Linked DNA regions of Homo sapiens: region 2 is linked to region 1. A link is an interaction called in ENCODE POLR2A ChIA-PET data of the cell type or tissue named here. Cell type or tissue: GM12878. All regions are shown on one strand. Links, peaks and the distances in the headings refer to the core of each region. The heading gives the core; the rest is flanking DNA.

The links. ChIA-PET counts read pairs that join two places held together with the same protein. Peaks named below come from ENCODE experiments on the same cell type or tissue, not always from the same donor. Only the 100,000 strongest peaks of a DNase experiment are listed, where the experiment ranks them.
Region 2: POLR2A ChIA-PET joins it to region 1 with 5 read pairs; 2 of 35 experiments call an interaction of 5 or more read pairs at or near these places.

What each region holds. Positions count from the first base shown.
Region 1 is chr18:31,786,027-31,797,308 of GRCh38, reverse strand. No RefSeq gene overlaps it. Among named protein-coding and RNA genes, the nearest start is that of SLC25A52, 31 kb to the right of the region's middle. RefSeq lists an enhancer at 4,679-4,738. In GM12878, for the core only: no CTCF peak of the experiment used is centred there; DNase peaks (open chromatin) are centred at 4,908 and 5,358; H3K27ac peaks cover 1,008 bases.
Region 2 is chr18:31,676,791-31,681,790 of GRCh38, reverse strand. All of the region lies in intron 1 of B4GALT6 (beta-1,4-galactosyltransferase 6), which reads left to right. Among named protein-coding and RNA genes, the nearest start is that of B4GALT6, 5.3 kb to the left of the region's middle. RefSeq lists an enhancer at 310-519. In GM12878, for the core only: a CTCF peak has its summit at 404; no DNase peak of the experiment used is centred there; H3K4me3 peaks cover 4,535 bases; H3K27ac peaks cover 3,404 bases.

The DNA.
Region 1 (11,282 bases), core at 2,933-7,932:
TAAGCAAAAAAACAGACAGTTTTCTCTGGGTCTTTGAGTCTTCATTTCCGAAGGCTCCCATGTCATGTAAAACTTTAAGTAAATTTGTTGTGCTTTTCTCTTGTTAACTGTCTTTTGTTATAGGAGTGTTGACACGACCCTTAATGATGAGTGAGGAACGGGATAACTGCCTTTCTAACCCCACATTCTCAACCATTCACTGAAAAAAACTTTCTGTAGTTTAGTCATTTTTCTCAGCAGTCTGGACTTGCATAGCATGATGGATTTTAACAGTTTGATTTTCAAAATTTAACCTAATTTCCCCATCGCAGGGAACCCTGACAACATTCATTTGCTGGCAAAATGAAAACAAAAATTACACCATTTTAGAGACAACGCTCTGCTATCCCTTGATCAGAGCTTGCTACCCTTCTGATTGTCCCACTAAGCTTTCTAATTGACCTTTTTTTTTTAGTGAAATAAACTTGAATTATATTTTGTCACACATCAAACCCTATTCTGACCCTTGAAGATGTTGTCTTCTTATTGTATTTACTGGAATTTAACTGTATGAATAAGTAATCCACTGATTTATGTGAGAAAATCTTTGATATTTGGATAATTTTCCAGTAATGACATCAACTAAGTTTTTATATTCTATTGTCTAAAATAAAATACTTAAAGACTTTAGCTTTCTCCAAATATTTTATAGACCAAATAGAGCTAAATGTATTCATTTGTTCTAGCAAATAAAATGCTATGAGAATAAAAATTGATATATTAGACTTCATTTAGGTTGTTGTGAGAATTATTTAACATATATTTTATTATTTTACATGTATAAATTAAAATATGTAAGGTATTTAATATAGGCTCTGGCACATATAGGCTCTTAATATATGATAGATACTTTTAGTTATTATTAAATGACTCCTAGAGCTAAGTGTCTAAGGTCATACAGGTTGTCAGTAGCCAACCAAGTTTAGAATTCAGATCTGCTGATTCCAGTCCTCGTGCTTCCCACCTCACCATGATGATTTTCTGTTGGCTCCTGGGGCAAGCCCCCGCTTCACCTGCTGAGAAAATGAAGTCATAGAATAGGAGCTCAGCCTAAGCGGGGCCTGAGAGTGCCTGGCCCACACTGCCCCTGGGACAGGCGGATAAGACCACAATTAGTTCAGAATTTGAATTTTATTATGGTGGGTACCAGGACCCTCTCTCCCAAAAGTCTGGGACCACTCTCAGGTTTCAGAAATAGAAACAAAATTCTAGGCCCACTCACCAACTGAATGGATCCCCCACTTGCCCAAGGGGACCCCAGAGAAAGCTTGGAAGCTGAGTTCCTAGCCATGATGAGATGAGAGATTGAACATCCCTCATTATACCTCCTTCCTTGCTGACGTCATTAGGGCTTTCTTCCCTGATGGCTAAACAGAAACTAGCCTTTTTGGTTTTTAATTTTTAAAAAATGTTTAAATTTTTATGTATTTATTTAAAGTTTTTAAAAAATACAAGACAGGGTCTTGCCATGTTGCCCAGGCTAGTCTCAAACTCCTAGGCCCGAGCCATCCTTCTTGCTCAGCCTCTCCAAGTGCTCAAATTACAGGTGTGAGCCACCTTGACTGGCCAGAAACCAGCCTTTCTGAAAGACACCACTGCAGATATCAGCCAACAGCCAGATGCTGCCCTTCCCTTTTGCAGTGTTGACACCACAACCAATCAGGCTTCCTTCCTAATGATAGACCACCTACCACAGATTGGTTCTGGCCAGTCCACAGAGGATGCATAGTGAGGGTTTTTGTGTCCTCTACTTTACTTTTTGATGTTAGAGGGCCAAGATCGGATCGTGCCAATGCCGACATTTTTTGGGACCCATGAAGGGGCATGAAGCTCAGCTGCACATGCACGTTTCTCCTCTCATAAATATTCATGACTCCTCCTACAGCTTTTTAAATGTGGGGGGTATTCATATCAGAATTACCTGAAGAACTAAGATATATTTATCTATGGCTAATTGTCCACCCTGCTTGCATAAATTCCTGTTCCCCTTCCCCCTCCCTCAAAGTGTCTGTTTCTGGCTTCTGACTGAAGGCTGTGCTTCCCAGCCTGTCAGAATTGCCACCATACAGGCTGCAAGTCTTGCTGAGAAATTAAGCTCTCCTTTCCAAATTTATGAACCTCCTTATTCTTCAGTTACAGGTTACACAGAGGAGTTTGAGAACTGCCTGACTCATAGAATCACAGATTCTATCCACAGGAAGATTCCTCTAGCTCAATGGGAAGGAACAAAGCTTTGTTCAAAGCTCATCCCTGTGACATAAGAGGACATAGAAATCAGGATTTTTTTTTTATGACTTTGTGTTCTCTCTGGGCATTACCTTCTTTCTGATAGCACATCACATATATCTCACCAGGTGAATCATATGAATTCTGGTTCATACAACCTCATGTTCCAAAAATTTTAAGTGGCTTGGGACTTGGCCGGTAGTGAGGATTTTGAATGGATTAGAAAGTAGTAAAACCTAACAGATGGACGAGGCGTGGTGGCTCACGCCTGTAATCCCAGCATTTTGGGAGGCTGAGGTGGGTGGATCACAAGGACAGGAGATGGAGACCATCCTGGCCAACATGGTGAAATCCCATCTCTACTAAAATACAAAAAATTAGCCAGGCGTGGTGGCACGCACCTGTACTCCTGGCTACTTGGGAGACCGAGGCAGGAGAAATGCTTGAATCCGGGAGCTGGAGGTTGCAGTGAGCCAAGATCATGCCACTGCACTCTAGCCTGGGCAACAGAGTGAGACTCCATCTCAAAAACAAACAAACAAAAAAAACCCCCAAAAATAAAAAATAAAAATTAGCTGGATGTGGTGGTGGGCACCTGTAGTCCCAGCTACCCGGGAGGCTGAGGCAGGAGAATCTCTTGAACCCAGGAGGCGGAGGCTGCAGTGAGCCGAGATCACGCCATTGCACTCCAGCCTGGGAAACAAGTGAAAAGCTGGTCTCAAACAACAAAAACAAAAACAAAAAAACCCCAGATGTAGCAGAAGTGTTCTAAAGCAATTAGCTGAGATATCACAAGCTACAGAAGGAAGGTCATTATGCAAATGCAGGGCCATTAAATGCCAGTCTTTTTAGCCTAATGTCAGAACCTGCCTTATACCCAAAGGATAGGGGGATAGTTGCATGTTTTCTTTCAGCACAATCCACCTCATGCTGTCTGATCTGTCCCCATTAAACCAGGCTAACGGGTTTTTCTTAACAACAAAGACCAGCAGATGGTTTCTGATGTCAATGATGTTCATCTCGTATTCTGGTTTGGTTTGCTTTCACTACCTCCCTTCTCTGCTTTGAAGGTTATTTTTTCCTCAGTTTCAGGGTCAAGGAGACTCATAAAAATATGCAAGGCAAATAATGTTTTTAAAATGTAGCCCATTTTCACCTTTTTTATGTCTCATTGGCTGTAATGTGTGTTTGTAGAGACAAAGTGTATCCATTTTGCTTCACCAGCTAACAATACAAAGAATGATAAATGGCTGTTATTCCTCCTCCTCCTCCTCCTCTTCCTCCTCTTCCTCCTCCTCCTCTTCCTCCTCCTCCACTTCCTCCTCCTCTCTTCCTCCTCTTCCTCCTCCTCTCTTCCTCCTCCTCCTCTTCCTCCTCCTCCTTCTCACAGTCTTCTCTTCTGAGAACCTGGCCCCAGTAGTGTTACCTTGCCTGAGGACTCCTTGCTGAAGGAGGAAAGGAGTAGGTACTGTAATTCTTTGTCTAGTTATTACCCAAATGAAAAATTCCAAGATAAATAGTGCTTGCATCTCAAAGGGTGAAAGGATAGAACAATGGCCTTGTGCTGTTTCTATATACTCTCTGTAACAACCCAGGCATAGGATGGCACCAAATCAGGAGGAATATAAAGGGAAGGTGTTCAAGGCAAGTAGGAAAGTGCAATGGCATGAGGAGGCTTGACAAGAAAGGGCAGACAAAGCTGCGGAGACAAGCTTCTGGTTTGGATCAGCAATCCTAGAGGGGAAATGTCTTTGAATTGGAAGCTGAAGATCTGGGTGCTAGATCAGTTCTATAGTTCTACTAGTACTAAAATCTTGCCTCAGTTTCCCTCAGCAATATAACACCACTATCTTTCCTCAGCATATAAGAGACATATGAAGCCCTTTGTAAACTGTAAAGCAGAATCTAAATAAATATGAAGTCTCAAGAGCCATACACTAGAGATAGCCCAGGTGGGAGCTACCTGTGGAATTAGGAAGCAGCTGTCCTCTGCTCTCTTTTTGCTTTTCCAACCTGCATTCCTTCTTTTCCATAAACCACAGCTTCCCAGAAAAGTACTCTCTGGTGACTGAGTTTCTCAGATTCAGTGTTTCTTCTTCCCAGGCTCTGGGTTTCTTCTTCCTGGGCTCTGATGAATGGCTTCTCATTATCCAATACCCATCTATTACCGTCACATAGACAACATCCTCTGCTCACCTATTCTGTCTCCGATGTGTCCATAGCAGTGATAAAGCTAGTCTCCTTTTGTGTCCAATCAAGCATCAGTTGCCCTTATGTGTTATTCCTGTTTATGGCCTGGGAGAAAGTATAACCTCTAAAGTAACCTTTGAACAGGGTGAATCACATCTGTTATGTTGTAATTTATTGGTTTAACACTCAGGAGTCAATATTGTATCTCCTTAAAATTTATCTGGGCACATTTCACAGTCACATCCATATACTTGGCATCTTTAGAAGGTGGAAGTGTCAAGAAAAGGGAGGTTTTAAGACTGAGGGTAGTGTTGGCTTTTGCTATTGCAGTGTCTGAGCCGTGAAGCCACATCACATGGTGAGTGTGAGGGTTCCTCCCCTGCGGGGAATACCTGTTTCTACTGCCAGTCATCCTGAGGTAGGACGGAGTGGGAGAGGACATCCCCTCGGGTGCAATTGGGTCTGAACTTAATTTGTGGGGATGCCTAGAGGTGCCTGGGGAGTCAGGCCTACTCTTATTATGAGGAGGTCTATTGCAAGCTCTCCAGGAACTCTTGAGGTTATGGTCAGTAGCAGTTATAAGATAGTTTCCACATCATTTTCTGTCTTCCTACTTTACTAAAAATTAATAAAAGCCACTGTCTGGTCTGAACTGTCCTCCGGGGAATTAGTGGCAACAGGGTCCCCACACTGAGGGCAGAGTGGAAGCATTAGAGTGGGCATCATGAGGGACAGCTGTCCCCACCAGGTGGCTATTTTACAAAGATGGTCAGTGTTGAGGGTTAAGAAGCAACAGGGATCTGTGGCATAGTTCCCTTGAGGCAAGACCTAGAGAAACTCCCACAAATAACTGGCAAGGCGCTTTGAAGGAAGTGGACCAGTGGGTGTTAGAGTCATAATAAGTTGAATAAGCAAAGAGGATGTAAACCTATTTTGTGGTCACAGGCCCATGTCACTGGCAGCATTGAGTTACAGCAATGTCTTTCAATACTCTCCACTTCTCTTTCTTTTAAAACCATGCTCACCAAGTGACCTTCAGATAATAATTTAGCTTCCCAAATATTTGCCAACAGGGAGAGAATGCACTGGCATCGACGGAGTGCGCTCCAGTTCTCCTGGAGGCTTTATTTTGCTATGTTAATCAAATTATTCTTCTGGTCTACACAGCAAATTTTTATGAGTTTGGTAAATATGAGTCAGTTCTGGAATGATTATCTATCATGTAAACAAACAAAATTAGATTTTAGTCCTGCAAAGACGAAGGTGAGATCCTGGGCCATGCCCTCTGTGTTAGTCTCCTAGGGCTGCCATTACAAAATACTGCAGACTGGATGGCTTCAAAGAAGCTTATTTTCTCTCAGTGATGAAGGCTGCAAGTCCAAGATCAAAGCTCAGGCCCAGTTAGATTCTCCTGAGGCCTTTCTCCTTGCTTCGCAGGTGGCTGCTTTCGCACTGTGTCCTCACATGGTCTTTCGTCTGTGAGTGTGCACCCCTGGGGCTTCCTCCTCTTACAAGGACACTAGTCGTGGGGGTGAAAGGATAGAACAGTGGTGGTGTGCGGTTTCTATATACTCCTGTAGCAACCCAGGCACAGCACCACGAAGGATGGCACCAAATCAGGAGGAATAGAAAGGGAAGGCTTTATATGCAACTATCCTTTGGGTCTAAGGCAGGTTGTGACATTAGGCTAAAAAGACTGCCATTTAATGGCAGTATGAGCAAAATGAGGTAATGACTTCATTTAACCTTAATTACCTCTTTGGAGTCCTTATCTCCAAATACAGTCACATTAGGGATTAGGGATTCAACATATGACGGGTTGGGGGAGGCGGGCACACAATTCAGTCCATAACACCCTCACTCTCCTGTCCCCCACTCCAGGAATACCACTCCGTGAGGCCTGAAAGAGCTAATTGCTTTCCCTAAATGACCCCTGTCTTTTAACCCCTCTCTATGGACAACATCACCTCCCCGCACCTTTCCCTGTTGTCACCATTGATTGAACATCAGGAATCTCCCAAACACATGATGACTCTCACCCCAGAATCAAATCCTCCTTTCTACCCTCACTCCTGCTGCCACCCTGGGTGACTTCCATGAGTGTAAGACCCCACGCCCCAAACTCACATCTTTACAACCATCTCTGTTAGACCTGTGTGTTCAGGTTGACCAGTTGAACTACTCCTTTCTTCAGCATTTTCAGCTCGTAGATCCATTGTGGTTCCATACAACTCATTTTGTAGGCCTTCAATCTTGGATACATCTTAAAGTCCACTTTCTATTCTCCAACAACAGGGGGCTGAGTGTTTCTGGAGAAAATCTAAGTCTTTAGATTAGTACAACAATTAATCTACAGTCTATGACCTCATTTGGTCATCAGAGAAAATTCATTTTACTTTCCTCTCTCTTTTTTTTTTTTTTTTTTTGAGACAGGGTTTCACTCTTGTTGCCCAGGCTGGAGTGCAATGGCACAATCTCGGCTCACTGCAACCTCTGCCTCCCACGTTCCAGTGATTCTCCTGCCCCAGCCTCCTGAGTAGCTGGGATTGCAGGGGCCTACCACCACGCCCAGATAATTTTTGTATTTTTAGTACAGACAAGGTTTCACCATGTTGGCCAGGCTGGTCTTGAACTCCTGACCTCAGGTGATCCACCTGCCTCAGCCTCCCAAAGTGCTGGGATTACAGGTGTGAGCCACCGCATCTGGCCTAACCTTCCTCTCTTAATGCTTTCTTGCAAAGCTCTCACGAACCTTCCCCACTTTCCTTAGACCTCCAAATAATACTATGTGCCAAGCGCTATTCAAAACACCTCTCATGTATTAACTTATTTAAATTAACAACCCTGTGGGGGAGATACTATTATAATCTCACATCCCTATTTTATAGATGAGAAAATTAAGGCACAGATAAGTTATGTGACTTGCTTAGGATCACATAGCTGTTACCACTAGGGAACGTATCTGAGTCACGTGGCACCTCAGAAGAAAGAATTTGACCCAGGGGCATTAGGCAGACTGAGAGACCCAGGCAAGTTTTAGAGCAGGAGTGAAAGTTTGTTAAAAAGCTTTAGAGCAGGAACAAAAGGAAGTACACTTGGAGGGCCAAGTGGGTGACTTTAGAGATCAAGTACATAGTTTGACCTTTGACTTGGGGTTTAGTACATTGAGTGTGCTTCTGGGGTTGCGTTACTTCTCCCCTGATTCTTCCCCTGGGGTGGGCTGTCCGCCTGCACACTGGCCTGCCAGCACGTGGGAGGGGCCGCATGTGCAGTGTGTTTACTAAAGTTGTGCGCATGCTCACTAAAGGCATTCTTTCCTTACCAGTCGAGTGCTCCTAGAGGAAGGTCATATACCAGTTAAACTCTGCCATTTTACCTCTTCGTGCACATGCTCGAGCCCACTCACGCAGTTCCTGAGACCTTATCGGGAAGCTGTTGATCACCAGTTTCAGGTGTTTTCTGTCTACTAGGAGACTGCCTTTCTCTGGCGCTGGCTGCAACCAATTATTATTTTAGAGAGACATTTAAGAACTGCCTGACCATCATCTCCTGATGGTCGCCTGATATTCCTGTTGGGGGTGGTGGGGGGGACCCCTCCCACGCTGCTCATGTCTGCCTACCTACTGTAACACGGCTACTAAGTAACAGAATTGGCATTAACCAGGATTCTGTCTGCAGAATCTCTTAACCACTACGTGGTATTGCCTCTATCCATTTCCTGGACACTCAGGCTTTGACCAAGGTCCTTTTCCCCTTTCAGAGGGCAAATGAAGGCATAGACACCATTATCTTCTTGTCTTCTGCCTACTCAATTCTAGTCTTACAAGCAACTTCTTCCCCTGTAGGCTCAGAAGGAGAAATCCTCTTTTTCCTGCCCCAAGTCAATTTCTCTACCTGGGCTGTAAATCACATTCCTTCTTCTGAGACTGATTCTATTAGTTATTCTGGGTCTTCGAATTCTTCCTCTCATTACCCATCTCATTATCCCAATAACGCTTTGGGAACTCCCACAGTGTTATTATGCCAGCATACATCAAGTTGAGTGAATTCATGGGAACTGATACATCACACAACCCTCAAAAGTGGCATCCCAATGTATTAATTTATAATGACAAGTATCATTTCCAAGGAAACCAGGCAGTCATTACTGTTCCTTTGAGAAAAAGCTTAAGTCTCCTCTCTTCCAAGGGGCCTTTTGTGCTTTGTTCTTTAGCTTTCCTTTGGTACTTAGCATATACTGCTGTGTGTTGTTATGATCTTATTTATCAGCGTCCTATGTTGCCCAACTAGACTGAAGATCCCTTGAGAACAGAGAGTATACCCAATCTTGCTTTACTTTTCTGGCCCAGCATCTTGCACACAGCAATTGCACATGAAAAATTTTCTTGATCCTTTCAGCATTGTTTTCATTCGACAATGGTTGAACTTCTACTGTGTATCAAACATGGTTTTAGACCTTGGGGAGTCCACAGTGTGTAAAACAGACAATGAATCTGATCACATTGAGCTTATGTTCTGGCAGAAGGAGATAAATAGGAAATAAATATGTGTCAGGCTATGGTAAGTGCTATAAAGAAAGATGATGCAGAAGACAGAGCTGGGGACTTGGCAGGGGATCATGGCATTATTTTACAGAAGGGGGTCAGAGATAACTGACAAGGTGGTGTTCGAATGAAGACGTGGATGAAGTGAGGGAGCAAAGGGCTGGCTTTATCAGCACAAATATTTATAAAGCTGCTGACTTAGGAACTTGAACACCACTTACTAGCCACATAATCTTTTTTCCTCAGTGTTTTACTATGAAAAAATTTTAAACATTTAAACAACTTTAAAAAATTGTATACCATATACTACTGTATGCAAAGGTTCTACCATTAACATTTTACTTTATCACATATCTCTCTACATCTTCTGTTGATCCACCAAGTCACCTTTTTTAATATATTGCAAAGTAAATTGAAGACATCAGTGTATTTCCCCCTGAATACTTCAGCATCCATGTCATTAGTTCAACATTTTTTTAGTGTTATTTTTTCCTTTAGATAAAATAAAATGCACAAATCTTAAAGTGTATGCTTGCTGATTTTTGGCAAATGCATGCACGTGTGTAACCCAAATTCCTACTGAGCTATAAAACATTATCATCATCCCAGAAAGTCCCCTCATATCTCATCCCGTGGGCCGCTGTGTCCACTCACCTATAGACAACCACTGTTCCATTTTTTTCACACTATAGCTTAGTTTTGGCTGTTCTAGAGCTTCATATAAATGGAATCATACAATAATACTCTTTCAGGCAAGACTTCTTTCACTTATCGTAGTGATTTTGAGATTCCTCTGTGTTACTGCATGTATTAGTAGCCTCATTACATAATAAAGCTGTAGTCCAGTGGTTCTCAATCAAGGGCAGTTTTGCTCCCAGGGGGCATTTAAAATGGTCTGGAGACATTTTTGGTTGCCACAACTGAGTAGTTGCTTCTGGTCTCTAGTGTTTAGAGCCCAGGGATGCTACTAAATATGTAACATGTCCAGGACGGGCCGGGCGCGGGGGCTCACGCCTGTATCCCAGCACTTTGGGAGGCTGGGGTGGGTGGATCACGAGGTCAGGAGATCGAGACCATCCTGGCTAACTTGGTGAAACCCGGTCTCTACTAAAAATACAAAAAATTAGCCGGGTGTGGTGGCGGATACCTGTAAGTCCCAGCTACTCGGGAGGCTGAGGCAGGAGAATGGTGTGAACCCAAGAGACGGAGCTTGCAGTGAGCCAAGATCGTGCCACTGTACTCCAGCCTGGGCGACAGAGCAAGACTCCGTCTCAAAAAAAGAAAAAAAAGGAAAAAAACCCACAAAAACAATGCCCAGGACAGCCTCCTGCGCATCCCCAACTTCAGCACAAGGACTTATCTAGCTCCAACGGCAATAAGATTGAGAAACCCTGCTCTAATCGGATATAAAATATTATTTGTGTATTTACATCCGATCAGTATCTTCTGTCAGCTATCATTTATTAACTGAGGCATTAAATATAGACCTTTGTTTAGTTTTAGTTTTCTTGGAATTTTTTACATTTTAAAAAAGGACAATATTTTAAGCAAAGTAATTTTTCTTTAACGGTGGAAAATTCAATCATCAATAGCAGACCCACATAGGTGGAGATTTGGCTATGAGTCTTTCCTGAGAGTCATCAAATTTTATGACATTTAGACTTCTCAAAAAACCCAGGACCAGAACTACACTGGCTTCTGGGGATGACTGGAGGAGATTAGAAACTTTCACTTTCTTTTCTTTAAAAATATCCTTAGGACCATGGGGAGTAATTGATTAAGAGAAGGGTTTGGATGTATTCTAGTTTCACTTGTTCAGTTTCAGAGCAGTATTCCAAGAACAGATAGCAGCTGGCTGGGGTTGGGTAGAAACGGCCGGTACTTGGAAATGTTCTGTTGCATTTTTCAAACAAAAGTCATTGACTATGATATTGAGAAAAAATTAGATTCATAGAAATTTATTGGAGAAAGTTTACATTAACTATTTCATAAATTTAATGGCTATTGTTTTGAGCTACCTGATAGATTTTTCTGGTAAAGAGATTGCCAGGAGGCTGAATTTCTTGTTTCCATGAGAGTCACGATTAGCATTCAGATAGCTCTCAGGCACCCCTGAAAGTGGGATTAAAAACAGAAGAGCGTTGCTCTTAAAAATCAGCTGCTGTGAAGCTCTCCATTTATGACGTGATTATTATCTTCACCCATGTCGAATTTTTATTTTAACTCTTTCTAACCATTTTATTTTATAATTTTAACTAAGTATTTTAAACATTAATGAGCAAA
Region 2 (5,000 bases), core at 1-5,000, 110 kb after region 1:
CCATATCAACCTGTTTGGTAAACTTTAATTCTCTTTCCCTACTTGTTTTCTGTCCTGAGCCCTGTGTATGTCATGGGCTTTCTTCCCAGGTAGATCTTCTGTCATTTTAGTTCCTCTTCTTTGCCATCTTGAGCAGATACATCACACAGTTGTAGGCAGCGTAATCTGTTTAGTTTCCAGTGTTTTCAGATGTTCCTCTGAAATAGTCTATTTCTGGACTATTTGGGTCAACTACAGTGAGTTCCATAGAACTCAAAGCTCATTATTTTCAAGGAACCATTTTTCTTGAAGTGTCTAATGCATACAGGAAACACAGGGATAGTCTTTACATTATAAACCTTAGTACTCAGGGAAACTGGATGGCAGACACCTGCCCCATCACCACACCATAGGAAGTCCATGGACAGATTGCTGTAGCCCACCCCTAGAGGCCAGAGCCATAAATTATTTCTTATTCTGTGTCTACCTTTGTGCATGATTGCAAAGATGAGTGCAGTTTCTCTCCAAGGTTTTGACTTGGCTGGATTGAGAACAGAATTGCATTTAATAGGAAACCTTTATTAATATAACTTCCAATATAACGTAGTCATTTTCTTGCTGTCATATCAAAGATGAGCTGACTTACAAGTTCATTCAACAATAGGAGTTGTGCACCCAAGAGAGGCTGGACATTGAGGTATGGAAGATAGATGACTAAGGCTCATTTTCTTCCGTCATAGTACAATGGGCTGAGCCCCATAAAACTGCTGTAGTAAATCCTTGGAAGGCATGTGGTGGGAAGTGAGGGCTGGTTAAGGATTTCCAGAGGAGAAAGTGGTTGAAATGTAATGGATGAGATTTATCTGGACTGAGCAAAGGGATCCTAGTCAGAGGGAACAGCATGAGCAAAGCTTCTAGAAAATGGGAGTAGCTCCATCCAGCTACTGCTTAGGGCTTGGAGTGGCACATGGGCCAGGTTTTGAAAGGTCTCTGGGGCTCCAGTGTCCAGCCATGGTGTTCAGATGCTTGAGGTCTCTAAAATTCCTGGCAGAGAGAGACTGGTCTTTGTTCATACAGCTTTATCAAAGCTTCTGTGATTACAAAATAAATTGATAGTGCCTGTAATCAGTGGGGCTATATAATGGGAGGAGATTACATAACTTCCCTGGGAGTGGGGATTTCACTGTCCATTTGACTCACCAGAAGCCCTGACCTTTCCTAGACACACTGACGGGCTGTTTTGCTCTCTGGGTAGAGGTGAAATCTGGTTGGGCCACTTTGGTCTGACTTCCTCTGGGCCCTTGGAGGAATTATCTGGCTGAGTGCTTTGTTATTTGGGCCTCCCTGGGGTGTGTGCCCTGCTGGAAATGGTGGAGCTGATGGCGATGGGTAGTCAAAGTGTGGGGTCTATGTGCAAGCATGTATGTTGTGGGAGAGGTATCTTAGGTCCTTTCCTCAGAGTCCCTCTGGCATTTTGGCTGGGGTTCTTCCTGGGCTAGCACAGAAGGTAGCTAGTTAACCCTGCAGCTTTCTTATCATAGCCCTTTAGCCTCCTGGCCCTGGCAAGTGGGCCTGGCTGTGTTCTTTGGAGCTGTTAATAGTCTGCTTTGTTTCAAAGGTCTTTCAGTTTTATTCACCCAGTGCTCTGATCTGCATGGCCCATTTCAGGAGTTCGGATTTGGTATCCGAATATCATGGAGGGCCATGGTATTGGGCATCTCTTTTTTCTGGGCCTCCCTTACTGGCCACATGTCCCATGCTTTTTTTGTCCTGTGAGTAACAGGAAATGTCAGAAGTCTTGAAAGCGATGCAGTCCATTGTCTTAGAGTGACCCTTCTAGCATGAAGGATGGGTTATAGGGGGCAATGGCCAATAGAAGATTAGAACTGTCGAGGTTGGTAGTTCATCAGGGCAGAGTTGAATGGATGGGAATAGTAGGTTTGAAGAAACAGGAAGAGCTTTAACATGAGGTTTGGATTCTAGCTTAGACATTCAGGTAGCTATTAATAGGGAGTATAGAAAGTCACGTCTTTGGGGGGCTATTTTGCTTTTAGAGAAATTGAGTTGGGATCCCTGTGTGATATCCAGGAAGAATTAGTAGGTAGGCAGATGAAAGTAAGGGCGTGCTGCCCAGGAGAGAGATTTGATTGTCTTCATCATGTAGGTGAATGGTATTTATTTATCCTCCAACACATCTGAGTAATAAAACTCACTCCTTCAACTGGAAGTGACTCACTGTGTGACTTCCTCTGAAACATGGAATCACGGGTTAAATTGGAATACAGAGGAAGACCAAGTATAGTTTGAAAGTATCCGATGGGATTTGCTACCCTCCTTCTCACTCCCTAGCTTTGTTACAAGAGTCATTGGGTCCATTCCACACTCAAGAGATGAGAGATGAGTTAGAGATTGTTTCCACAGTCAGATTGCCATTCCTAAGTAGCATATGTGACTCAGCTATATCTCTTCAGTGTAAACTAATCCAAATCCCATGGCCTTGTGGGAAATTAGGCAATATTGAAGGGAAACTTGATTCATTGAAATCTGGCAATGCTAACTGCTATTTTTCACCTTAGCCTTCCTTTTACAAATACATTTGAAGTCTGTTAAACAATGTGGCAGAGTGAGGCAGAGGTGTGTTTTTTTCTGCAGCAGTGCTTATCATTACTGCCTTTAATGTTTATTAAAGATAAAAATAGCCATGTCTGTGATTACTTTCAGAAGAGAAACTTCTCACCTAGGTTTGTAGTGTCTGTGTGTAATAGGTATTCCAAACACTACGTGTAATTTGGTTGGGACTAAAATGCATTTTCCTTTTGAGGCAGTGTGGTACACAGTAGTTAATTTCCTAACCCGTCCTGTGGAAAGCCTGTTTCTCACAGGTTGTCCTGCAGGGCTTCTCAGGGCACTTGTCCTTCTGGGCCTCATCTCTGATGGTTCTAGCTGTGGCTTTTCCTCTCACCCTCAGAGCCCTTGCGTTTGCCCCCCTGTCCAAGGGCCCAAGGCCAGGGGAAACTTGGGCATAGAAGCATTGGTTTCTGGAGCCAGAGCTATGAGCAGAGCAGCCCCAAGAGCAAAATCCCAAAGAGAGCCCACCGCGTTGTCCATATTTGGAGATCCATGTCTTCCCTGCCACACCCCTGACCCCTTGCCAGTAGGGCTAGCCTTGTCTGTGAAATGAGAGAAGGAAGGACAGGCTCTGGAAGATGGCCACTTGCCGAAAGTGTCACACATCATTGTTGGAAGAGCTGAAATGTACACCTTAGGATTCCTGACTCATTCTACTGTGCCCGAGTTGAAGGAACTAATTATTTTTGCCCTGGACAATGGAAGATTTTGGGGAAATACAAGCTCTCTTTTCTTCAGTTTGAAGGAATACTGTATAGACGAGCGATGAAATTTTTTGGATAGCCTAAGTTAGCAGTGAGGGTAATTACAATGAGGCAGAGTTGAGGCTTATTGAAAAGAGAGAGAGAGGAAAAAAAAAGACCAGTCTTCTAACTGACCTGCAATCAGTGAAATAAGTGGCCTTATAAGTGCTCCTTTCCTTACACATTGTGAGGTGAGGGTAGATGACCGCCTCTTAAAGCTGTGATTACCCTGGAGAGGGTGCTTTGTTTGGGATACTGGACAGACCTCTTGGATTCCCTTAAACACTGTTACTCAGTGCTGTGTTTATACTGTGTGCTTAGACTCCGCAGCACCCTGGCTTACCTTGCAAAAGGGCAGACCTGCTCCTCTACCTGTCCGCCACCCACACTGTCTTTTGTGACTCCTTTTCCCTTTCAAGCCTGCCTTTCATGTTTGTCTTAAGTAGAAATGTGGAGGTAGGAGGGGAGGCTGAGGTGAGACATGTGTGAGGAGTGATTTTTCTAGAGCTTGGGTTTCCTAGGTCGCCATTGGGAGCTCCTCAGACCTGTATGTTTGCAACATTCTTTTTCTAGTCCATTTTCTTGGCCGCCTTGGACCAAGCTGGCTTTTGTCACCACTGCCTGAGCCTGCGGTTTGCCAGCCTAAGCTGGCTGTCCCCACCTCTTTCCCTTCCTCTTTTCTCCTTTCCCCTTGTCCCTCTGAATCTGTTTCGTGTTTTCTTTTTAATTCCTGAAGGACACGGTGATTTAATATTTAAAAGATGTTTTCATTCAAATTCTGCCTTTTGTCAGGATAATAAAGAGAATAATATACAAGTAATACAGTGATTCAGGTTGAAGATCGATTCAAGTGAAGATTGAGAGTAGGTTTTCTGAGGATACCCATAATGCCTTTAACATGCCTTTGGAAAATTAAGCATTTACTCCAGTTATAATGAGATATTTTTACCTCATATCTTGGGCCCACTGGAAACTTTCAGGTGGCACTCAATTCTGTTTTTCTTCAGCATTTACATCCTGTATTAGGCCAGTTTGATTTGCTATGTTTCATGGTTAGACTGCCTGTGGACATAATTGTTTTTGGTTTTAGCAAAATTTAGCTGAGTTTGGTTTAAGATACAGCAATACCCCCTTCTCAGTTGAAATAGGAGAGTTAGCTTAAAGGATGTTTATGTCAGTAATTATATTTTTGGCTGTGAAGCACAGCAAAATGTTTAGGAAAATATACTTAGTAATTTCAAATCTTAATGTTTTATTTTTTTTCCTCCAGAAGTGTAGTATGGCTTTTTGCTTGCATCTTTGTTTTTATGTTTAATTACTTGAATTAGTGAAAGTCTTTGGCTTCACCAAATTGTTGTGTTATGTGTTCATTAAGGATGAAACACAGATACTCTTATGTCCAAATGAATTGTGGTATATTCAAAAGCTATGTAAAAGAAGATATATTTAATATAAGTTAAACTGATTTGGAAGGAAGGGTCTACTGTTTTACTTGTTACAAATGTTATGTGTGGAGAATTACTACAAGAAATAGTTTTCAAATATGAATGTGCTTAAGGTTTATTTAAGGTGATATGCTTTAATAAGCTTATTTCCCAGGTCTTATGGGAGATTCTGATTCTGATTAATTTTTAACACGTACCCAGATGT